5 separate regions of the Homo sapiens genome follow, and regions 1, 2, 4 and 5 are each linked to region 3. The links are chromatin loops, found by intact Hi-C in ENCODE. Cell type or tissue: MCF 10A. All regions are shown on one strand. Region 1 overlaps UBE2R2-AS1 (UBE2R2 antisense RNA 1). Region 2 has its middle 59 kb from the start of PTENP1-AS. Region 3 holds the start of AQP7 (aquaporin 7). Region 4 has its middle 7.1 kb from the start of ANKRD18B. Region 5 has its middle 5.4 kb from the start of AQP3.

What was found. A loop is a pair of places that touch in the nucleus more often than their neighbours do. Peaks named below come from ENCODE experiments on the same cell type or tissue, not always from the same donor. Only the 100,000 strongest peaks of a DNase experiment are listed, where the experiment ranks them.
Region 1: it touches region 3 in a loop (16-fold over the local background); 11 of 110 quality-filtered maps call a loop at or near these places.
Region 2: it touches region 3 in a loop (10-fold over the local background); 12 of 110 quality-filtered maps call a loop at or near these places.
Region 4: it touches region 3 in a loop (10-fold over the local background); 16 of 110 quality-filtered maps call a loop at or near these places.
Region 5: it touches region 3 in a loop (6-fold over the local background); 54 of 110 quality-filtered maps call a loop at or near these places.

Annotation. Positions count from the first base shown.
Region 1 is chr9:33,720,232-33,725,231 of GRCh38, forward strand. It overlaps UBE2R2-AS1 (UBE2R2 antisense RNA 1), which reads right to left. Exons shown (of 5, transcript NR_170204.1): 5 at 3,854-4,157. Among named protein-coding and RNA genes, the nearest start is that of PTENP1-AS, 45 kb to the left of the region's middle. RefSeq lists enhancers at 1,278-1,779, 1,780-2,279. In MCF 10A, CTCF peaks have their summits at 34 (motif pointing left) and 2,054 (motif pointing left); a DNase peak (open chromatin) is centred at 2,050.
Region 2 is chr9:33,615,282-33,620,281 of GRCh38, forward strand. It overlaps the pseudogene TRBV20OR9-2. Among named protein-coding and RNA genes, the nearest start is that of PTENP1-AS, 59 kb to the right of the region's middle. In MCF 10A, a CTCF peak has its summit at 2,439 (motif pointing right); DNase peaks (open chromatin) are centred at 2,450 and 4,490.
Region 3 is chr9:33,401,258-33,406,257 of GRCh38, forward strand. It overlaps AQP7 (aquaporin 7), which reads right to left and starts at 1,311. Exons shown (of 8, transcript NM_001170.3): 1 at 1,116-1,311; 2 at 1-30. The coding sequence starts at 5. It overlaps LOC105376020 (a long non-coding RNA gene), which reads left to right and starts at 264. Exons shown (of 3, transcript NR_188543.1): 1 at 264-565; 2 at 651-891. RefSeq lists a silencer at 234-528 and an enhancer at 3,079-3,636. In MCF 10A, a CTCF peak has its summit at 2,271 (motif pointing right); a DNase peak (open chromatin) is centred at 2,274.
Region 4 is chr9:33,514,639-33,519,638 of GRCh38, forward strand. No RefSeq gene overlaps it. Among named protein-coding and RNA genes, the nearest start is that of ANKRD18B, 7.1 kb to the right of the region's middle. In MCF 10A, a CTCF peak has its summit at 2,947 (motif pointing left); DNase peaks (open chromatin) are centred at 2,953 and 3,743.
Region 5 is chr9:33,450,487-33,455,486 of GRCh38, forward strand. No RefSeq gene overlaps it. Among named protein-coding and RNA genes, the nearest start is that of AQP3, 5.4 kb to the left of the region's middle. RefSeq lists enhancers at 2,126-2,639, 2,365-2,659, 2,462-2,591. In MCF 10A, CTCF peaks have their summits at 2,392 and 2,595; a DNase peak (open chromatin) is centred at 2,585.

The DNA of each region.
Region 1 (5,000 bases), 320 kb after region 3:
GGCCAGGCCAGGCTCCAGCAGGCCCCCTTGTGGTCAGAGGGACTGCCTGCAGGATGATGGGCTTGGGGACCAAGGCAGCCACTCCCCACATGGGAGTTGGACCCAGGCTTGAAGGACACACCGTCACATCGATGTCACTCTCTTGGGAGGCCTCCTTGTGACACAAGATGTCCTGGCCCCGGTGTTTTTCTTCACCATATTCCTCCCAACTGTAATTGTGTAGTTCCTGGGGTGCTTATCTCTCAATGTCCATCTCTGTGAAAAAAGCCGTGACCCTCCGGGATAAGGTCTGTTCGTGAGACTCACTTTGTGGAAAGGACATATGAAAGTCTCAGGACTCTACCTAAGAGCTAGGATCCAGCTCAGGTCCCAGCTCCACTGCACCAATGCCCCTCGGTCCGAGGAGAGACTGAGATCTCTGTAAACAGCAGAGATCAGTAATACAGGCTTTGCCCTGCTGAAACTTCCCTCTGAAAGGAAGCATAATGCTTTCAGCCAAGTGCCTGCCCAGAGCTCTAAATAGATAACAGTTTAGAAGGGGGGTGTGATCACCAAGGGTACAGATGGGCTTCACAGAGCCCATAACCCCCACCAAAATTGAATGCCAATGTGTATAGGTGTGTGCCTAGGTGCATTTTCCTCAGGAAAGGTCCAAAGCTTTCATAGGATTCTCAAATGGATCTAGATCACATAGAGAGAGGAGAGGGGGTTGTCAGCAGGAGCAGCCCAGGAGACACTCAGTGAGAATACGCAAGGGTCTGCACCTGTCAGACTTTGGTCTGCATAATTATATGCATAATTTGCATATAATTTGGTATGCAAGATTGCAATGCGATTAAGCTATCTTGCAGTATCTTAAAGAAACTCTGGTAAAGGGTACCCTAGATACTAGTAAAATGAATTAGCTGTGCACATATGTGGAGGAGATTGTAACTGGGGTGGAAGTAAGACTTCACTGTATACCTTTCTGTGTGAATTGATTTTTGAGCCAATGTAATGCCTATTCTAAAACAAAATATAGCACTTCATATAAAGGGCAAAATTAAAACATAATGGAAAAACTACCAAAACCCAATGAGGAAGTCATTGTTCCAATGCCCAAGTTGGGGTGGAGTGAAGCAGAGAACATTCTCCACCACTTTGCAGGTGTGGAGGAATATGGCTGGACGGAATTCGCAGAAGAGCACAGCTCCCGTGGACTCTGTCCTTCCAGAGCCTCTCAACCCTTGTCAGCCTGGGAAGGGGGCCTGAACCAGTGAACCAGAGCCTCTCAAATGTCAGCCTGAGTAATTTTTTGCCTCTAAGTATTCTTTTGTGGCTTCTTCTGAGAAGGTTCACAAATTTTCCTTTTCTTTACAGACATCTCACAAATCCTTAAGGAGGAGGCTGTGTCCCTAGAGTCCTGTAGTCGAGACATTTGAGAATTTGGGACCCAGTTGGAAGTGGTTGCGTATTTCCATTGTGTGGGAATATGTAAAAGGCCCAAGCCTCACCAAGAAGGGAAGACCAGGCTGCTCTCATCTCAAGGGCCAGTTGCTTCACACACCGGAGTGGGCCTAATGTTCAAGGAGCTTCTTTCTCCATTTCTCCCCACAGTGCTTAACGTCTCAGGCCACGGGCTGCCAGCACTCACCTGCCGAGGCCGCCCTGCGGCCTCCCTGTTCTGAGGCCCCTGCCTCTCCCTGATGAAACTTCCTCCGTGCTAACTTGGCAAGAAAAGGCAAACGCTGCTGTGCTTCCCTTTGCCCTTGAAAAGAATGAGGTTTAGGGGAGGCTCTGCACAGTCCTGTGCTGTCCGGGATAGCTGAGCAGAAGCTGTTGAAGCCGGCCTGCTGGACTGAGCTTGGTCCAGCAGCCTATCCACGTGAGAGCCCTGGCTATCTGGAGGCACAGGGAGCTGCTGGGCCTGCAGCGTCCCACCTGGAGGGAAAGAACGCACCGCCAAGGAGGCGTGGGCCCTGCAGCCCGTGCTGGGCCGCGAATCTGGTAGCCACGCTTCTCCGGCGGAACGCGGCGCCCCCTGGCGGCAGAACGCTTGTGGCCGCCGTTACACTCGTGTGGAAACAGCGCCATCTGCCGAATGCTCCATCTCATTGCTGATTGGCCCACACAGACTTTGTAAGGATTTTTCCTTCTGCTTGCTTAAATCAGGCCATATTGAGCCTATTCAAAGTGTACTTCTGAAATGAAAAAAGAAAGTGACTGTACAAGATGTTTTGCTCACTGGAAAAACGAGGATGAATGGAAAATGGGTAGCGATTATCTGAATAATATGTGCTTCCTGTCTGTAGTGAGGTGTGAACATGGTGGGGCCGCACATTGCAGAGGAAAACGCATGCATTTTGGAGTCAGGCAACTGCGATCAAATTCTTACTAGCTTTGTGAGCTAGGAAAGTTACTTAGCATTTCCAAGCCTCATTTGTCCTTATCTGTAAAGTAGAAGTACATTTACCTTGCAGCATTGTAGCAAAAGTTAAATAAAACAATGTGCATAAAATGAAAATTAAATGTGTATGAAGTAAGATAATATATATAATAGGTAGACTTTAAAGTATAACATAAAAATATCACATAGCCATTTTTTTCTAATTGTTAGAATTGTGAAATATTCCTGAAATGGATTTATCAAATGAGAAGACAGAATCTCTCTGAGGTATTTTTAAATTTTCTCTAGAATGGTTGATTCTGACCTTTCTGTAAAAGACGATCTATTTCTGGGCACAGATCCTAGAAACAGAATTCTGCCAAAGTGAGACTCCACTAACATTTATTGAATGTCTGCCGCATGCTACACACTTTCAAAGATGCTCTTTCATTATCGCCAGTAAAATCTGAAGCTTCAGGATCTATTCCTCTTCCCAGCAGAAAGTTTTGCCAGGAATATCAGAACCTCTTTTTTACAGCCTCTCAAGTACTTTCAAGATTATTCAGAAAAGCCCAAAACTTTGAACAACCCAAATGCCAATTAACAGGAGAATCAACGATACTACATCCATACAATGAAATATTACTGGGCAATGAAAAAGACAAACAACCAGATAAACATCATAGGAGGGACTCTCAAATCTGAGGCAAAAATAGTCAGGCCAAAAAATATACTGTATTTGCATGAAGTTCTAGAATATGAAAATCTAATTGATGGTGGTAGAAATCAGAATCGTTGTCCGCACAGGATAGGCGTGGGGATTGACTGCAGAGGGGCACTAGGGAACTTGTGGGGTGATGGACATGTCCTGAATGTTGATCTGGGTGCTGATTGCACAGTTATGTACAGGCAGTGGTGTGCTGAAGCCCGCTGGCACCATCAAGAGAGTGGACTGTTAATTTTTCAGGATGTCTGCAAGCCAGTCAACATCACATTGATAGCTTGGAATCCACCACGGTGGAAATATTTATACTCCAGAAATTGGCAAACACTACAAAGCAGGGCTTTTTTATCCCACCAGAGAGCCAGTTGTAAAACATGTATGAACACACCACTGTATACATTTGCCAAAGCTCATTGAATTATATATTTCAGATCTATGCATTATATTGTATGGAAATTATATTTCAAAAATGGGGGTGAATAAAAGCTCTCTGCTATCAGAGTGTGCAGAGCACAGCTGGAGGCCCATGCTGAGCAGCTGGGGAGAAAGGTTGGAATCAGTCATTTCTGGGATGGAAAAGCAAAATTTAAGAAGTCTTTCTCAGTCATAATGGATCTAAAGCAAGAAAGCAGATCAAAATACATAAGCCTCAGAATTGAGGCACAATACTGGGTCAGCATTTTGATAATGGCTGCATAGATTACAGATCATCAGCCTCACCTTAGCAAGGAGGAACTGGAGGCCCATATCAGAATCCAATGTTCATCTTCTATAATTTTATTAATTTTATTCTTTAAATCATCAGACAGGCCAGGCACAGTGGCTCACACACTTTGGAGGCTGAGACAGGTGGATCACTTGAGCCCGGAAGTTTGAGACCAGCTTAGGCAACATGGTGAAACCCTATCTCTACAAAATACAAAAAATTAGCCAGGCGTGGTGGCACATGACTGTAGTCCCAGTTATTCAGGAGGCAGAGGTGGGAGAATCACCTGAGCCCAGGAGCTCGAGGCTGCAGGGAGCCATGATCGTGCCACTGCACTCCAGCTTGGATAACAGAATGAGACCCTATCAAAAAAAAAATATATATATATATATATATATATACACACACAAAAATTTATTTTTTTGGTGTACAGTTCTATAATTTTAACATATGTATAGATTCACATAAGCACTGCCACAATCAGGATTCAAAATAGTGCCATCACACCCCCAAAAACTCCCTCATGTTTTCCCTTTATAATCACAGCCTCTCCCACTCGTAACTCCTGACAACCACAGGTCTATCCTTCATCAGTATTTTATCTTCTCAAAAATGAGAAATACAGTACGTAAACTTCTGAGACTACTTCCTTCCCCCACCCTCCAGCATCATGCCTTGGAAAGTGCTCAGTTGCTGCATGTGTAAATAGTTCATTCCTTTCTACTGCTGAGTAGTATTTCATTGTATGGATATACCACAACTTCTTTATGCATTTACCTGTTCATTCACCTGTTGAAGGACATTTGCTTGGAGCAATTATGAATAAAACATCAAATAATCATAGAATTATCAATAGAACATTTATACACAGGTTTTTATGTGAGCATTAAGTTTTCATTTCTCTAGGAAGTGGGGTTTCTGGGTTATAAGACAAATACATGTTAACTTTGTAAGAAACTGCCAAACTTTTCCAGACTGGCTATACCATTTTTTATTCCCACTCACAATGTATAAGAATGGAAATAGAGCTTTGGGAAGCCGAGGCAGGCAGATCACAAGATCAGGAGATTGAGACCATCCTGGCTAACATGATGAAACCCCGTCTCTACTAAAAACACGAAAAATTAGCCAGGCACAGTGGCGGGTGTCTATAGTCCCAACTACTCAGGAGGCTGAGGCAGGAGAATGGCATGAACCTAGGAGGT
Region 2 (5,000 bases), 210 kb after region 3:
AATACCATGGCTTTTCTTGTGCCACAGCCCTTTGGTCCCATGCCTCTGACTCTAACTTCTATCTCCTTTTCCAACAGTTCTCATGGATACTGAAGTCCCCCAGACACCAAGAAAACTGGTCACATTGACTAATTTTAAGAGATGGCATTGAAGTAGTCTCAAAAAATGAAAAGTCATAGCACATACTAGCTGTTGACAATGTATGGCTTGGGCTATGGCAAACCCATAACACAAATGGAAGTGTCAAGGAAGAAAAACCGCCATGAGCATTAAGGAACAAAAGAGTATATTATAGGAATTAGGCCTGACACAATTTGGAGAGAAGATGGATAAGTGAAAGTTTGAAAAGGGTCAGAAAACACAACTCTAACCAGCTCTGGTGAAGGTGGATGAACTGGACTTTGCATTAAGTTTTGCATTAAGTTGGGTATATCCATGCACTACATGGAACCCTGAAGGGGCTGGTGTAGGAATCTATGGAAGATGGCTGACTCTATGTGCCAACAGCCCTGTGAGTTCTCAGACAAGTTTGGTAGTGGGACTGTAGTCCCTCCTGGTCAGCAGGGCTGGCAGTCGGTATAAAGAGCTGGATGTGAAGCAGGGGAAAGTCAGCATAAATTGGAACTCACTGGCACTTTTGATGCTACTCCTCACTGCCTGGAGCCAGTGATGACTTCAGAACTCAGTGGCAGCTGTTTTACTTTCCCCTTACAAACTTCATGCATTTCTTCCCTCATGTTCAACTCTAACCCAGAACCATACTAGGAAAAAAAGTTATCTGAAACACATTCCTTGCTTAGCTAGGTTGACACAGTGATAAAACACCACAGGAATATCCAGATGCTCCTTGACTTGCAGTGGGGTAATATCCTGATAAATCCAGCATAGATTGAAAACATCATAATTCAACTTACAATATCCAGCTTATCTGTACATAACCCCATCATAAGTCAAGGAGCACACTGAAATGCATATTGCTTTTGCACCATTGTAAAGCTGAAAAGTCATTGAACCATCATGAGACCATCTGTACCTGACAATTAGTGTTTCTCAAAATAAATAGGAAGATTTTCTTCCGATCTGAAGGTCTTCCAGCCACTCCCTCCCAGACATATCATAATATTGGGCCAGAGGTCACCCATAGCAAGCTGTCCTTACTTACTCTTTGCAGAAAAAGTACAGTTACAGTATGAAGTGGCCTCATTTTAATGAGGCCCAACATACCCAAGAAATAAAAATGCAGCCACAGGAGCATACAGATGCCCTTCAATAGATATGTCAATATTAACATAATGCAATAGCTATATTTGTTATAAAATGATTTCACTATTGCACAAACATAATATGATGGGCGAAGTCTTAATCTTATCTTTTCTAGCTACCTATGCCAGAGAAGTAGAACTAAATATTAAATGAAAGCACAATTGGGAGGCTGTTATAAAAATGAAAACATAGGGCTTTCAAAACAACTTTCCAGCTCCTTGTAATTGCTACACATTTTCAACGTCAATCCATTAAAACAAGTATCCCAGCATGTTCAAATCAAAGAATTTCTTATGCCTCCTAGAAACTAGTTTCACTGTCCAGTACTTAGTATGACCTCCATTACAAGAGAATAAATGTAACTAATTATTCTCACAACCTCAACAGTGATTAACACAGAAACATACAAGCTAAATCGAGAAATGTTATTAGAATGTTTAGAATTAAGTCCATCTATATGTGAGGGAAATTGTCATGAGATACTCACGAGGTAACTATCTCATTTAGAAAATGACGAAGTGGCTTCAACATGATTATGAAGAAACATTGGACTTCCAGCCGAGGCACTGGCCTGGGCATTATCAATATTTATGGTAGTGCCAACCTGTAGGTCTAGTGATTAACAACCATGAGTTGTCTTGGTGTAATTACTTTGAGGATATGAAACAGAAGCAGCAGACTCCAATGCCATTCATTACCCAAACATACACTCCTTTCCTTACAAGAAACTCGCTTAAGTCATTGCAATGCTCTACGTCTCAGTGTATCTTTAATAAATTTGGAAGTTGAATTGGGAAATCTTTAGGCCACTTTAGACACTGTATGGGTTTTTTGTTTTCTTTTGAGACGGAGTCTCATTCTGTCGCCCAGGCTGGAGTGCAGTGGCACGATCTCAGCTCACTGCAACCTCTGCCTCCCGGGTTCAAGCAATTCTCTGCCTCAGCCTCCCGAGGAGCCGGGATTATAGGCGCCCGCCACCACGCCTGGCTAATTTTTGTGTTTTTAGTAGAGACGGGGTTTCACCATGTTGGCCAGGTTGGTCTTGAATTCCTAACCTTGTGATCTACCCGCCTCGGCCTCCCAAAGTGCTGGAATTACAGGCGTGAGCCACCTCGCCGACCTGTATGGTTCTTTGACAGGCAGAGAGATGGATGTAACACGGGTCATGAGCAAAGATTACCACCAGGGGGCAGACTAGAGCATCCTTGGGATTCTGTGATCAGTCATCCCTCCTCGCTGGTGAATGGAGACAGTGGTCACAACTCTCCCCAGAGAAGGTGGTGTGGGGCCATCACGGAAGATGCTGCTGCTTCTGCTGCTTCTGGGGCCAGGTATGAGCCTCCTTCTACCTGGGAGCTTGGGTGGGCATGTGCGTGTGTTGCCATGGTCAAGCGGTGGCCAGGCAATGTGGATTGTTTATGCTCATCGAAGGGAGAGGGAGCGGCCCTGCTCTCTAGAGGTGTAAAGGGTAAGGTGAGAGCCGCCAGTCAGAGGAGATAGGGGATTATAGCCCTAGGGAGATGACAGGAAGATTGCACAAAACAAACAGGATTCTCCAGGAGCTGGGAGCACGGGGAGGGAGGGAGGCTGAGCTCGGCCTGGCATCCTGTCTGACTCGGCTCCCACTGGGCTCTCCTCTCTCTGGCTTCTGTTTCAGCAGGCTCCGGGCTTAGTGCTGTCGTCTCTCAACATCCGAGCAGGGTTATCTGTAAGAGTGGAACCTCTGTGAACATCGAGTGCCGTTCCCTGGACTTTCAGGCCACAACTATGTTTTGGTATCGTCAGCTCCGGAAACAGAGCCTCATGCTGATGGCAACTTCCAATGAGGGCTCCGAGGTCACATACGAGCAAGGCGTCAAGAAGGACAAGTTTCCCATCAACCATCCAAACCTGACCTTCTCCGCTCTGACAGTGACCAGTGCCCATCCTGAAGACAGCAGCTTCTACATCTGCAGTGCTAGAGACACAGCGCCAGGAGGGGATCAGAGACCGCGGCAAGAACCCCTGCAGCTGCTCCTCCACCCCAGCAGGCCCACTGAGTGCTGAGAAGGGAGGCGTGGAGAATGGAAAACCACAGCTTTCCTGACTGAGACATCTGGGAGTGTGTGTGCAGGGGGTGGGGCAGGGGATGGGTAGGGGGAGAAAAAGAAAAGAAGCACTGTGAGTGTGGAGTATGGAGGAGGTGTAGTGTTTGAGACCCACGAAATGGCAATAGAGTTGGGCCTAAAGAGGTAAGTGAACATGGAAAGTTCCCTGAAAATTATAAAACCTAGAATTTTGCCCTGACTCTGCCACATTAGTCATGTGTTCTTGAATAGATCTACATATAATCCTAGAGGTACATATGAAGACAGTTGTATAACCACTGTGTACTTCCTATAATAAACTTCAGCAATTGGCTCTCTTTCTTGTCATCATGCTGGGCTCTCAAGACAAAGATAACCAAGAGGCAGCCAAGTAGAGAGTTATGCATGAACACATTACCTTAGGGGAGGATGGCAACAGCATTGAATAGCATCCACTCCAAATTTGTGTTCTGTCCTCCTTGGACCAGGACCACGAAAATAAAATCCTATCACATTTCCTGTAAATGTTGAATGCCATCATGTTCTCCACGGTGTTTCAGTTGATGAATGAACAGGGTAAGACTCGGTACAAAGGGAGGGGAGCACCTCTATGCCTAGGTACACACCATACGGAACGTATCCCTAGGGAAGGTGCTGGTGACCTGGCTCCTGGGAAAGGTGTCAAGGGAAAGAGGGGGCAGAGGTACCTAGAAGGAAGACCTCAGACAACATGGCTTGTCTAAAGAGTTGGAAAGTTCTGCCAGTAGCTAGAAGACAGTAAGTGGAACAGTGAAAATCCTTTCCTAGGAGAAACCAAACATTTACATTGACCACAAATCTGTATGAGCCAATAGAAAATGAGCAAAACATATGATCATACATTTAATAGAAGAAACATGTATGACCAATAAACATATAGAGATATTTTACTTCATTGATGATCAGGATCCAATGATACATAGCTTTATATCCACTTGATTAGCAAAATATAAAAAGTCTAGAAATATAAAATGTTAGCGAGGGTATGGATTCATAGGATTACTTATAAATTACTGATGGGAGCATAAGTACTATAAACCACTGGGAAACAGTTCAGCATTATCTCACAGTTGAAGATTCCTATATCCCATGACTCAGCAATTCCACTTCTAGATTTACATCAGGAGAGGCTCTTGCATACATGACTCAGCAATTCCACTCCTAGGTTTACATCAGGAGAAGCTCTTGCATACACATATCAGAAGACATAAATACAAAAGTGTTTTCAACAGCACCAAACAGTAGAAAAACATGGCACCAACCCACATATGCACTGAAAAGAGTGAATGAATAAACTGCGGCATATTCATATGAGTCAAAATGAATGAACTATAGTGAAGAGCAAGGTTATAGGTGAATCTTAGCAATATAATAGCAAATGTAAAAACTAAGCCTAATGAGATGATGCAAAGTATAACGTGCTTTTCATAAAGCTAAAAACAAGTCAAGAAAGTAATTTTCAGGACTAAAATATATTAGATCAAATTATATTGAAAAGAAAGCAAAGACCACTTGTATGCTGCAGCCTACCTTATCAGCTCATGGGAGCTGACTGTATACATCTTTCCCAACTCCAGTTTTAGTGACATCATTTTGTTAGCTTGAAACTGGCCATAGTGAGGGTATTTACAC
Region 3 (5,000 bases):
ACCATGTTTTGTCTTTCAGATTTGTAGATGCTGAGGAGCCAAAGAGAGGTCACTAGGGCTGGAGGACACAGAACTTGGCCCCACACTTCCATCAGACCTTGGTCCCCAGGGGAGAAGCCCTGGGGCAGCTCCTGCTAGTGCCACTCCCTTAACCCAGCCAAGGAACAGGGAGGGAGGAGCGGTGCTCAGCCAATGAGGCGACGCCCTGGAGCCCCACCCCACCCATGCTGGCCCCAGGACCCCAGCCCCAGGCCAGACCCTCCAGTGCTCCTGCTGACCTTCCGTGTCTGCAGCCCGGCTTTGGACTGTGGAGATGCCCTCAGCCTCTACTCAGTGGCTCCAGCCTCATATTTGCGTGCTATACCTTTAACCTCAAGTCCTCTTGCTGCTAACTTAAGCTGCGACTGTCCAGGACCTGCACACACACACACATGCACGCATGCACACACACACACACAGAAGGTGAACACACAGGATGAGGCCCTGAAAACTCATTTCACCCGTGTACCTCACCCAAAAATTCCCCTTTGTACTCCTATCTTTATCTCTAACTGACAGCATGAAGGTAGCCCGAAGTCCCCTCACCCTGTCTGTCCTCCTGATTCTCTAGCCCAGTTCCCTCTAGCTCCAGCACAGACTCTTATCTCCAGCCCTGACTGCCGAAACCCTCCAGCCCCAGCTCCAGCCCCTCAGGAGGGGACTGCGTGGGAGGAATGACTCCAGCAAGCCGGCAGCTGACCCGTCTCCTGCCTGCACGCCTCCCGCTGTGGTCCACTGCCGGTGGTCTTCAGCTCTCTCCTCGTCCCACCCCCATGGTCTGCTGACAGCCCAGCTCAGTGCATCCCTGCCATCTCTGCTCTACCGCTGGTCCTCCCAACAACCAACTTACAGGTAAGGAAACTGAGGCCCAGAGAGAGGGTGTATGTGCCTGTGTCACACAGCAACACAGGACTGCACCATAACAAGAAAGCCGGGACTTCCACTCCCAGACGGGGCTCCTTCCCCAAACAATCCCTCAGTCACCTCCTCCCTGTATGGTACCCAGGGAATGGCCCTTCCAGATCTGGGCGCTGAGGAGGCTGCCCCATCCCCACCCTGCCTGGAGCCCCACTCACTCTGCTGAAATGTCTCTGATTCTCAGCCTCCGCCTTGGGGGCTTCTCAGTTACAGCGCATCTTGATCTTGTTCCTCCGTGACTGTCCCTGGCTCAGCTTCCACCCCCAGCTGGGGCTCAGCTATCCCTGTGTCCCCAGTCCAGAGCCTGCCTCTCAGCTCTCCCAGGGCGGCCTCGAGCGCTGCTCCTGCTCCTCCAGGGGAGAGGTCAGTAAGGCAGGGGTTTGGCTGGTGCCACTTGAACCAAGTCCAGATGCACTGCCCAAAATAACATCCCTCGTCCGGCCAGCAGTGCCGTGGAGACCGAGTTCTGAAGCAGGCCTTTGTGAGGTCAGAGGTGGAGCTCTGGGTGGGCACTCTGGGCCTCTCAGTCCCAGAGGAAAGGCCTGTCCTCCAAGCCAATGTGCAGCCTGACTCTGGGGCCAGCGCCTGAGGAAGCCCTCCCTGAGCCCCAGCCCTGGGGAAGGCTGAAGAGGCCTCTGAGCCCCCAGCGCTGGGGAGAGCTGTGCAGAATAGGACTGGAGGTGGAAGTGTTGGAGATTAACAGCCAGGTGGAGGGGACGGGGGAGGCCCTGGGTCAGTCCTCAGGGAACCCCCATTGTGAAGGGGGAAAGGGAAACTCAGGCCCAGTCCTCAGGGGCCCCCAGTCTGAGAGGAAGGAGGACACACGAGCCATATTTGCAGAGAAACACCAGCCTGCGAGAGGAGGTAGAAGCCCAGGCCTGGCCCTCCGAGGGCCCCTAGTCTGAGGAGCAGTCCACCTGTCCTCGGGAAAACACCTCCCTTAGGAAAGGCCAGCAAGGCCCCCGTAAAGGACCCAGAGCTGGATCGGGACATCGGGCTCGGGGCTCAGCGGTGTGGGAGCTCCGGGACCGAGGTGCAGTCAGGAGAGACCCTGGGGGCCAGCAGCAGTCCCAGAGGACTTTTGGAGCCAAGGCCTGACTGGGTCTCAAACAATGGGGCAGGCAGTTTGGGGTTTCAGCAGGTGGCCCAGTGCTGAGACACAAGGGAGGTGTTTCTGGTCTGCAGACACTGAGGACGCTTGCTATGTGGCGTGGTGGACGGTGGGTAAGTCCTGGGAACTTCCGGCACCAGGCTCCATGGGTGGGAAGGGGCATAAGATTCAGTTGTCCAAAGCTCAGGTCTGGGAATGGAACTGTCCTGTAGAGGGTGCCAAAGACCAGGTCTGGAACCTGCATAGCCCCAGTCCCCACCCCTGCACACACCCTCCCACCCCTTCCAGCTTTTTCTGCAGATCTTTCTGCAGGGGTGAGGCAGGGAGAGGAAGGGGTCGGCCACAGTCCCGGGGCTTCCTAGTCAGAAGCCCTCTGTAAGGCACTAACTTCCCTCTGCAGATTCTTTTTTTTTTGAGACGGAGTCCCGCTCCGCCCAGGCTGGAGTGCAGTGGCACAGTCTTGTCTCACCACAATCTCTGCCTCCCAGTTCAAGTGATTCTCCTGCCTCAGCCTCCCAAGTAGCTGGGATTACAGGCATGCACCACCAAGCCCAGCTAGTTTTTTTGGATTTTTAGTAAAGACGGGGTGTCACCATGTTGGTCAGGCTGGTCTCGAACTCCTGACCTCAGGTAATGCACCCGCCTCGGCCTCCCAAAGTGCTGGGATTATAGGTGTGAGCCACTGCGCCCGGCCTCCCTCTGCAGATTCTACGTGGGCTCAAGATTCAGCCTTTCTTCCTCAGGAAGGGAGGGGTGCACGCTTGGAAATGGGAGAGTCCTGCCTTTTTTCCTTTCCCATGTGTGCTCCCAGGGCCGGGATGAGGTCATGTTAGAAGTGGATCTGGGGTCTTGGATGAGGTCAGCACTTGGGCAGAGTTGGAATGGGCTGGTGTCAGGTTGGTGAGGGAGGGAATTGGGATCCATGCTGGGGTCAGAGATCAGGCTCTAAGCTCTTTTACAGGGCTTGACCCTGGGGACTGAGAGGTGGAGAAGACACAGTCCCATCTGTCTCACGGCAGAGACAGGTAAGCAGCAGGTGACTTAGGACACACCAGATAGGCTGGAAGGAATACAGACGGGGCTATCCCAAGCTGGAGGGGTACAAGGGTCTTCCGTTAGAGGTGACGTGGGAACTGAGTTTTCCAAAACGAGCAGGGGGATGGGGCACCGGGGCATTTGAAGCTTGATGGGATTGTGAGAAAACCTGGGAACTGCGAGTGACTTGCAGAGGGCTGCGGAAGTGGGCAGGGATAGACCATGAAGGGCTTTGTCAGCCAGGCCAAGGAGTTCTGACTTTAACCCGAGGGCCTGAGGAGCCTGCAAAGGGTTCTAAACAAAGAGAAGAGCAACAGGGTCAACCTGAGGTCCCTGAGGCCCCAGGGCATCCAGCAGGCAGAGGCGCAGTTGGGCCTGGGCTGGGGAGAGGAGTCTAGCTGGAGAAAGAGAAGAGGAGATATCAGCCCCTGGACATTCAGCACTAGAGTTGCTGGGGCTGCCCAAGAAGCACAGGGAGTGAGGCAAGGGCCAGGGCCAGGATTCTGGGGAAGAAGGATGACGAAGAAGGAGTGGGTGTGGAAGGAGCTGGAAACCCAGACACAGGGCTGCCCAGAGGCTGATGGGAGCCAGTAGGGGGCTGTTGCCCCAGAGTTGGGTGCTGGGAGGGGCTGGCCAGGCAGGTGTTTGCAGACAGCTGCCTGGATGAGCTGGTGGGGATAGAGGGTGGCAACAGCACTGAAGAAGCAGAGGCTGAGGAGGCAGAAAGTTCAACTGCAGAGAGAAGAGAGGCAGCTAAAGGGGCCACCAAGGTGGGAGTTTGGGTCAGAGCTGTGAAGCATGTTAGTCTGCACAGAGCCTGCGGCGGGGGGTCTCTGGGTCTCTGAGCCAGTGGAGATAGTTGGGGGGCAGAGAGGGAGGGGACACCCGGGGTCCTTTCTTCATAGGATGGGCTTGAGTAGAGTTACCAGATAAAATATAAGATGCCCAGTTAAATTTAAATTTCAAAGAAACAATATTTGCCACAACCTTATACCTGGTATACCTTTGGTCTAAACTCAGGCCCTCTTGATGCTTAAACTGTGACTGTCCAGGACCTACACACACACACACACACACACACACACACACACACACACACACACACACAGAGTTTTATTTTTAGCAAATAAAAATATAGCCAGGTGCATTGGCTCACTCCTGTAATCCCAACACTTTGGGAGGCTGAGGTTGGTGGATCACCTGAGATCAGGAGTTCGAGACCAGCCTGGCCAACATGGTGAAACCCCGTCTCTACTAAGAATACAAAAATTAGCCAGGTATGGTGGCAGGTGCCTGTAATCCCAGCTACTCAAGAGGCTGAGACAGGAGAATTACTTGAACCCAGGAGGCAGAGGTTGCAGTGAGCTGAGATGGCACCACTGCACTCCACCATGGGTGATAGAGTAAGACTCTGTCTCAAAATAAATAAATATATAAAAATAAAACAAAATACTTTTTTATTTTATTTTATCTTTTGAGCCAGAGTTTCGCTGTTGTCACCCAGGCTGGAGTGCAGTGGTACAATCTTGGCTCACTGCCACCTCCACTTCCCGGATTCGAGTGATTCTCTTGCCTCAGCCTCCCGAGTAGCTGGGACTACAGGCATGAGCCACTACACCCAGCTAATTTTTGTATTTTTAGTAGAGATGGGGTTTCACCATGTTGGCTAGGCTGGTCTCAAACTTCTGATCTCAGGTGATCCACCCGCCTCGGGCTCCCAGAGTGCTGGGATTACAGGCGTGAGCCACCGCACTTGGTCTAAAATACTTTTTTCATTCAAACATTTGTTAAGAATATCTTTCTATGACAGTAGGTCCATGTCCACCTCATGCCTGTTGTACAGCATTCCACCTGATGGAGATTATATAATAAGGAATCCTTCTATTGATGAGCGTTT
Region 4 (5,000 bases), 110 kb after region 3:
TTGCTGGGACAACAGGTGCAGGGTGATGCTCAGGACAGCCAGTGGGTGAGTGCGTGGAGGGAGGCATCCAGGTCTCAGATATGGGTTTGTGTCCTGTGACCTCACCTTTTCACATCACTGCAATGAGCAGTTCACCTGTGGCAACAATGACAGTGCACATTTGGGGAGCTAAAGATATTTCAATAAACTTTGTCCCAGTTACCAATTACCAAAAACAAGTACAATTTTCTGTGAAGGGGGCCAGCCCCTCCACACCTGTGGTTGTTTCTCATCCGATGGAACGAGAGACTGAGAAAAGAAAGAGACACAGAGACAAAGTATAGAGAAAGAAACGTGGGCCCAGGGGACCAGCACTCAGCATACGGAGGACCCGTGCCAGCACCAGTCTCTGAGTTCCCTCAGTATGTATTGATCATTATCTCTACCATCTCGGAGAGGTGGATGTGGCAGGACAATAGGGTAATAGTGGGGAGAGGGTCAGCAGGAAAACATGTGAACAAAGGTCTCTGTGTCATGAGCAAGGTTAAGAAAAGGTGCTGTGCTTTGATGTGCACATACACAAACATCTCGGTGCATTAAAGAGCAGTATTGCCACCAGCATGTCTCATCTCCAGCCCTAAGGTGGTTTTCTCCTATCTCAGTAGATGGAACATACAATCGGGTTTTACACCGAGACATTCCATTGCCCAGGGACGAGCAGGAGACAGATGCCTTCCTCTTGTCTCAACTGCAAAGAGGCCTTCCTCTTTCACTAATCCTCCTCAGCACAGACCCTTTACGGGTGTTGGGCTGGGGGATGGTCAGGTCTTTCCCTTCCCACGAGGCCATGTCTCAGGTTATCACATGGGGAGAAACCTTGGACAATACCTGGCTTTCCTAGGCAGAGGCCCCTGCAGCCTTCCACAGTGTATTGTGTCCCTGGGTACTTGAGATTAGAGAGTAGTGATGACTTTTAACAAGCATACTGCCTTCAAGCACTTGTTTAACAAAGCACATCCTGCATAGCCCTAAATCCATTAAACCTTGAGTCAACACAGCACATGTCTCTGCAAGCACAGGGTTGGGGCTAGGGTTACAGATTTAACAGCATCTCAAGGCAGAAGAATTTTTCTTAGTACAGAACAAAATGGAGTCTCTTATGTCTACTTCTTTCTACATAGACACAGTAACAGTCTGATCTCTCTTTCTTTTCCCCACATTCTAGTGGGCATCTCTAGCAAGATGAGAGTGTTTGGCAGAGGCTGTTGCTTTCCATAATCCCTGGAGGCAACAGGAAGGGGCTCCTAGGGAGGGAGCAGGAAGGGGTGAGTCTAGACTAGGGGCTGGCAGCAGAGTGCACATGTTTTACTGGAGTCTGTGCTTTCCTGAGATGGTCCCCTACAGAAAACCCAATTTTCTGTTAATCCTCAGATTCCTGAGCCAAACTATTATTTCACTGTGAACGGAGAGACGGGATCATGCGAGGAACTTGAGAAGGATATGTGAACAGATTACAGTGCAAACAGCAACTTGAAGTCAAATACTGATATGAAAAATAAATGGGAACAATGTTGGGCATTCCAATGTAAATTAATCAAATGTAGATGTTATATATTCTATAAATATATATTTTATTAACGTTTACCCCTAGAGAGATAGAGATTCTAAATTGTACAATATTTATAAAAGAAAAAGAGACATTTATCAGAGTCCCTCAAATACACAGAAGCACCAAGTTCATATGATCCAGAGAGAAATTCTACTAGTAAACTAACTGATAACCTGACGCTACCTAAACTATTCAAGTCTTAGTCAATCTTCCCAATAGTTTTCAGGAAGGGTGCATAAAGGTGATATGAGATCTTACCCTGGTTTGAGCCATGTATTACAAAAGTATAGGACATGTGAATATAAATGTAGACTTTTTAAATATTAGAAGCCATTGTGTCAGCACTAGAAGCCACTGTGTGAGCACATTGCAACATTACATCATAATCCCACTGCCTTTTGTGCCAGAAATGCAAGTGAGAGTCAACACTTGGAAATCCATTAATGTAATAAATTATGTTAACAGAATCAATCAGAATGTTATGTGTTCATGTTCATAGATTTAAAAAAAGACATTGCCAGGATTATGCAGAAAATCATATTTAAAAAATTGATAAGGAACTAGTGTAAAATATATACATATTTTTAGACAGGGTCTTGCTCTGTCACCCTGGCAAGAGTGCAGTGGTGCAATCATAGTTCACTGTAGCCTCGGCCTCCTGGGCTCAAGTGATCCTCTCACCACAGCCTCCCCAGCAGCTGGGACTATAGGCACATGCCAGCACACCCGGCTAATTTTTTGTTTTTTTTTTGTATCTCGTAGAGACAGGGTCTCACTATGTAGCCCAGGCCAGTCCTGAACTCCCGGCCTCAGTGGATCCTACTGCCTCAGCCTCCCAAATTACATGCATGAGCCACTGCACCTGGCCCTAAATGTTTCTTGAAAGCAAAATCTACTTTCTATAGAGGTGGGCCTGAGTCAACCCTTTCGAAGCCATTAGGGGCCAGGTGTGGTGGCTCATGCCTGCAATTACAGCACTTTGGAAGGCCGAGGCGGGTGGAACACCTGAGGTCAGGAGTTCCAGACCAGTCTGACCAACATGGGAAAACCCCTTCTCTAGAAAAAATACAAAAATTAGTTGGGCATGGTGGGCACGCCTGTAGTCCCAGCTCCTCAGGAGGCTGAGACAGGAGAATTACTTGAATCTGGGAGGTAGAGGTTGCAGTAAGCCGAGATTATGCCATTGCACTCCACCCTGAGCAACAGAGCAAGATTCTGTCTAAAAAACAAAAGCAAAAACAAACAAACAAAAAAAATTAAAAAGCTATTAGGACAGTCTTGGAAGAAAAAGTCTTGGAAGGAAAAGTCTGTTGGGTAAGGATTAATTAACCAGTACACAGGCAGGCAAGGTGACCCCTAGTGGTCAGCTAGTCTCAGAAAAAAATTTATGCATCTAGGGAAAAATTGGTCACAACTAGGCAATTAGATCACAGCCTGCCCATCAAGTAAAACAAAATTCTGTGTCAAACACATTGTAACACAGAACACTGGTACAAATCTTAAACATTCCCTGATAGGCATCGTAGAGTTTTTTGGTTTGTTCTGTTTTTTTTGTTTTGTTTTTTGCTCCCTAGAGATTAATAAGCAGAATGGGACCCTCAAATTTCAAAGCATGCAATAATGGTCCCCCCACTACTGGGACCCCTGCTAGTTACATGTTTAAAAATTAATTGATAACTGATTTTGGCCAGGCGCAGTGACTCACGCCTGTAATCCCAGCACTTTGGGAGGCCAAGGCAGGCAGATCATCTGAGGTCAGGAGTTCAAGACCAGCCTGGCCAACATGTTAAAACCCCAACTCTACTAGTGGCGGCTCAGGCCTGGAATCCCAGCTACTCTCGAGGCTGAGGCAGGAGAATCACTTGAATCCGGGAGGCAGAGGTTGCAGTGAGCTGAGATCACACCACTGCACTCCAGCCTGGGTGACAAGAGCAAAACTCTGTCAAAAAGAAGAAAGAAAGAAAGAGAAAAAGAGAAAAAAATTAAGGTCCTCTCTGATGCATGTTTTAATTTGTATTTGTATAAATTTAAGGGGTACGAGTGTAGTTTTGTTACACGAACATACTGGGTAGTGGTGAAGTCTGGACTCGTAGTGTAAACATTCCCTGAAGAGTGCACATTATATCCACTATGAAATTTCTCAACCCTCACCCCTCTGACTCACACACCCTTCTGAGCCTCCAATGACTATTATTCCACTCTGTGTCCATGAGTATGTGTTATTTAGCTCCTATTTATAAGTGAGAACATGCAGTATTTGACTTTCTGTTTCTGTTATTTTACTTAAGATAATGACCTTCATTTCCATCCATGTTGCTGCAAAAGACATAATTTCATTCTTTTTAAAATTTTGAAGTTTATTTTAGACATAGGGATACATGTGCAGATTTGTTACATGAGAATATTGTGGATTTTGTTGTTTTTATGGCTGAATAGTATTCCACTGTATGCATACCACATTTTCTTTAGCCAATCATCTATTGATGGACACTTAGATTGATTTCATATCTTTGCTATCATAAAGATATGGAATACAGCAATCCTGCTACTGAATATATACATAAAGGAGACATACTATATAAAAAAGATATCTGCACTTGTATGCTTAGAGCAGCACTTAGGTTGATTCCATATCTCAAAGATATAATATTTCTCTTTTATCTATATATCCAGTAGCAGGATGCTGGATCCAGCCTGGGTGACAAGAGCAAGACTCTGTCTGAGAAAAAAAAAAAAAGAATGAAAGATAGAACCTCACAACAGATTCAACAGAAATTTTAAAGGAATTTAAGATATTATGAGGAACAACAAATGTCAACAAGTTTAGCAACATAAATGAAATAAGCAAATTCCGATAAAGACATTAAGTAGCAAAATTGACTAAAGAACAAATAGAAAATCTTAATAGATGTATATAAAGTAAAAAAAAATTGAATTAGTAATTAAATATATTCCCCCTGAAGAAGAGTGTAGTGCTAGATGCCTTAACCCATGAATTCCATTTAACATTTAAGGAGGAAAGTATACCAGTCATACACAAACATTTCCAGCAAATACAGAAGAGAGGATATGCCAAAACATTTTAGAAAGCCAGTATTAGCTTGATACCAAAGCAGGATGGAGACATCAGAAGAAAAGGAAAGTGCCAAACAATATCTCTCATAAGTTTACGTCCAAATGTATTTAACAACCTGGATGCAAATTACATCCAACAGTATGTAAAACGATCATACACTACATGTCTCTGGAATTAATACTAGTAATGCAAATTTGGCTTACTATCTAAAACACAACGAACATTGTACATCATATAAATAAAGTAGAAAATCAATAGAATCATGTCAAAAGACATAAAAGAATTTTGGCAAAATCCAACAATAATTCCTGATAACTCACAACAAACATGCAGAAA
Region 5 (5,000 bases), 49 kb after region 3:
TGCTGGGATTACAGGCATGATTCACCGTACCTGGCCTAGATAGGCATGTTAAAAAAGAAAAGAAAAGAAAGGAAATAAGGGCTCCCAGTCCCAGAGGTGGTTCATGCCCAAAGAGATGGGTTTAGCATACACATGAAGTAGATTCACATACATGCAGGTGCTTGCGCATACACACACACAAACACACAGACACACACACACACCCTGTGGTTTGCAGTCACACACTTGCCTATAGACACTGAGCTCTGCTCCCATGATCAGGGATCCCATTCACATGAGAGCCTCGCCATGGGCTCACACATATATAGAACCCCCACATGAGGACTCTAATGACCCTTGACCCAGAAAGATGCACCCTACCCTCCAGGCCTCTATAGGCTGGGAGGCCCCGTGGTGAATCAGGGAGCCATCACTGAGTACCTGCCCTCTGGCCCCACTGCCAGCCTGTGACTCAAGACAGAACCATAGACTCCTGGTGCCAGGGCCCAGATCACAGGCTATGGGAGTGGTAGAGCACCCCTGCCATGCTGCCCCCTTTTCCTCCCACCCTATAATATGCATCCAGCCCATCCCTGCCTCAAGTGGAGCTGCAAAGGCAGCACAGGGCAGAAACTGGCAAGGGACTCCTCAACACCGAAAGAAAATAGGGAAACCCAGCCCACAACACCCCATTGTCACCCTGTCCCATCCTGGGTCTGCTGGCATCCAAATCTAGCCTGGGAACCAGAGCAGGGGAGAAAAACAGGGGAAGCTCTTTCACCAGCAGACACTACACACACTTCTATTTTTTATTTCTTTTCCTCTTCCCTTATAAAAGCAACCTGGAGGCCGGGCATGGTGGCTCGCGCCTACAATCTCAGCTCTTTGGGAGGCTGAGGTGGGCGGATCACAAGGTCAGCAGATCGAGACCATCCTGGCCAATAAGGTGAAACCCCATCTCTACTAAAAATAAAATAAAAAAAAATTAGCTGGGTGTGGTGGTGGGCGCCTGTAGTCCCAGCTACTCGGGAGGCTGAGGCAGGAGAATGGCATGAACCTGGGAGGCAGAGCTTGCAGTGAGCCAAGATGGCGCCACTGCACTCTTGCCTGGGCAACAGAGCGAGACTCCATCACAAAAAAAAAAAAAAAAAAAAAAAAAAGGAACCTGGCCTGGAGCCGGGCACAGTGGCTCATGCCTGTAATCCCAGAATTTTGGGAGGCCAAGCCAGGCAGATCATTTTAGCTCAGGAGTTCAAGACCAGCCTGGCCAACATGGTAAAACCCTGTCTCCACTAAAAACACAAAAATTAGGCCGGGTACGATGGCTTGCTCCTATAATCCCAGCACTTTGGGAGGCCAAGGCAGATGGATCACCTGAGGTCAGGAGTTCGAGACCAGCCTGGCCAACATGGATAAATCCCATCTCTACTAAAAATACAAAAATTAGCCAGGTGTGGTGGTGTGCGCCTGTAGTCCCAGCTACTTGGGAGGCTGAGGCAGGAGAATCGCTTGAACTCGGGAGGCAGAGCTTGCAGTGAGTCGAGATCGTGCCATTGCACTCCAGCCTGGGCAACAAGAGCGAAATTCTATCCCCTCGCCAAAAAAAAATTAGCCGGGCATGGTGGTAGGCACCTGTAATCCCAGCTACTCGGGAGGCTGAGGCCAGAGAATCGCTTGAGCCCAGGAGGCTGAGGTTGCAGTGAGCAGAGATCGCACCACTGCACTCCAGCCTGGGCGACAGAGACAGACTCCGTCTCAAAAAGCAAATAAACAAAAAAGCAACCTGCACACACATCTGTCTGCATTCACCTCACATGGGTTTTCTCGTGGGCTGCACCAGGAAGTAGCTAGTTACACACACAATTATGGATTTGTCTGTCTTATATACGTTGAGCAGCATTTATTTATACATATGCAGCTACCTGTACTCACCCATGTATGCATGCATGTATGTGTCTATCTATAATCCTGGACTGCAGCTCACCATAGAGTATCTTTGCAACCCCCTCCAGTCAATGCAGCTGCATGCCAAGGCACATGGTTTAGCTAGCAGAACAAGGGCTGGGTCTCAATGTCCTTGTTCCCCACCCCCTCCATCAGGGCCCAACCTTCAGGACCATGACTCCGTGAACTCTCACCAAACTCATTCATGTCCATACCTCATGTGTACACGCATGTTCATACATATACGTACACATACACATTGGAGTGGCTAGAGTTGGAACTGAGAAGACATGGGTAGATCTTCGTGCTTCTTCTTAATGGATGTGAGAGGACTCTGGCTGGAGGAAGGGGAAGGATGCAGTACTTTCCATGGGCCCCTTATTCCTGTCAGCCCTCCTTGGGTCACCTGGGACAGAAAGGGGTCAGGATCTGAGGATGCCTGTGCAGAAGCACCGGACTGGCCTGACTCGGGGGGGCAGAAGCCCACTGCTCCATTTTGCGACCCTGGGAGCAGCATTCCCTTTGTAGTCAATGTGGTTGGCGCCCCCTAGAGCCAAAGGCGGAAGAAAGCATGGCTCCACAGAGAAGAGACTGAGCTTGGTGAGGCCCCAGCCCTCTGAGTCACAGCTTGCCCAGGGTCCTCAGGGCTTCCGCTTGTGCTTTGGGAAGGAGAGCCAGGGCTGAGTGCAGGCTGGGAGCCAGCCCTCCTGGGTGCTCTGGGAGGAGGCTGATGAGGAGGTTCCCCCTCCTCCCAGGGCATCTTGAGCAAGGCCTGTGTCTCACCTGGGTGGGAGGAGCTGAGCCAGGGAAGGGGCCTGAACATCCCCATCCACCCCGTGGGAGCCCATGACTTCTTTAAGGTCAGAGCTGGAGGAGTGGGTTCCCAGGCAAGGGAAGGGCTAAGGATGCAAGTCTCAGCCTGCTGGACCAGAGGGGCTGGCTGGGGCCCTTTTAAGGGGTGGGAGTGCCACACCTTTCATTTCCTGACCCCAAACTCTTTCTGCTTGAATGGGAGCAGCCCGAACCAGCAAAGAAAGAGACCTGGGCCTTCCTTGTTGTTAGTGAGTCAGAGGTGGGGGTGGAGACATAGGAAGCTACTCACTCTAGAGTACCCCCAAACCCCTAATCTCTTCCAGAGCATTGGAGTGGGGTGGGGGAGGGGCAGAGCAAAGCAGACATGCAGACATATTCTAGTTTAGGAAGCACTTCCTCCCACTTTGCAAAACAGCTCCCAGAAATGAGTGTATTTTCCCCATTTCACAGATGACAAAACTGAGATTTAGAGAGAAGTCACCTGCTGAGGTCACTCAGCCACTGAGTGCTGATCCGGGATTCAAACCCCATAGGGATGGGGAGGACAGGTAAACAGGGCAGAAAGACTAGGGAGCCACAGGTCTGAGGCACAGGGAGAGCAGGGACCCCGGGCACAGAACCCCATTGAGTCCCTCCATGCTCAACCCTGCTTTCCAGAGTGTGCTCCCACTCTTAGGCCACTGTTGAAAACTGTTCCTGCATCTAGGCTTCAAGGGTGGGGAGCTGGCTGTGGACTGGAATCAGGAGCAGAGAGCTGAGATGAATTGCCCTATTAAGAGTGTCCCCAGACTCCTCCTCCTGCGCCAACGCAGCTACTTCCATCTTTAAATGGGTGACCTGGGGGAGAGCCCATGAATACAAACTCCGCCAGCCTTGGGCACCTTCAGCTGGATGTCCAGCTGGGCCTTGAGAAGAATCAACCTTTGACCCATACCCTGGGGACTCTGGGTTCACAGCCTGGTGTCCCTGACCTGCCCTCAGCAGCCTTTGAGGGTTTAGGACAGCTAAGGGTCATGTTGAGACAGCAGAGCGATAGGATGGAGGCTTAGACCTAGAGGCTAAGAGTGCAGAGTCCTAGGGACTAGGCTGATGGGGACAAAACTCTCTTGCACACCCAGAATCTGAGCTCCAGGCTTGGCTTGGCCACTGAACAGTAAGGTCACCTAGATGGCTCTCTTCTCCCACCCCCACAGAGTCTCTCTCAGTGTCTTCATCTGTCACCTGGAGGTTTCAGTTGAAGGGGGCCCCCACCTCCCGGTGGGGCCCTTGTAAGAATCAAAGAAGATTGTATGTTTCCGGCTTTGAAAACTGTACTAGGCTGGGCGTGGTCGCTCACACCTGTAATCCCAGCACTCTGGGAGGCCAAGGCGGGCAGATCACGAGGTCAAGAGTTCAAGACCAGCCTGACCAACATAGTGAAACCCCGTCTCTACTAAAAATACAAAAATTAGCTGGGCGTAGTGGCACACGCCTGTAATCCCAGCTACTTGGGAGGCTCATGTGTGCATCTCCTTGTGTGCCCCTGTCTGGGCCAGGCTGTGGGTCTGGGTCACGTGTTTATAAAAACCAGAGATAGGAGATGCGCATCTGTTGCGAGGTCTAGAGATAAACTGCTGGGCCTGCCCCATGCCAGCCTCAGGGGGAAGGGAGTTAGTGATATGGAGTTGACACAGACCAGTCATCACTGTGACAGGCCTAGGGGGTCTGGAGGGCTCTGGTTCACACCTCAGGATGCCTGGAGCCCCTAGGTTTTCTGATTTCCTATCTCCATCCTCACTGGCAGGAAAGCTTCTGGAACTAGGAGAGGGTTGCTTAAGAGGATGAGGGGTCAGGACCAGAGATGGAGGAGGAAAAGAAAGCTCACAGGTGGCTGGGCGCAGTGGCTCACGCCTATAATCCCAGCGCTTTGGGAGGCTGAGGCGGGCGGATCATGAGGTCAAGAGATTGAGATGATCCTGGCCAACATGGTGAAACCCCTTCTCTACTAAAAACAAACAAACAAAAATAGCTGGGCGTGGTGGTGCACACCTGTAGTCCCAGCTACTCAGGAGGCTGAGGCTGAGGCAGGAAAATCGCTTCAACCTGGGAGGCAGAGGTTGCAGTGAGCCGAGATTGCACCACTGCACTCCACCCAGACAACAGAGCAAGACTCCGTCTCAAAAAATAAAATAAAATAAAAGGAAAAGAAAAAAGAAATTTCAGCCAGGCGTGGTGGCTCACACCTGTAATTCCAGCACTTTGGGAGGCACTTTGGGAGGTGGGTG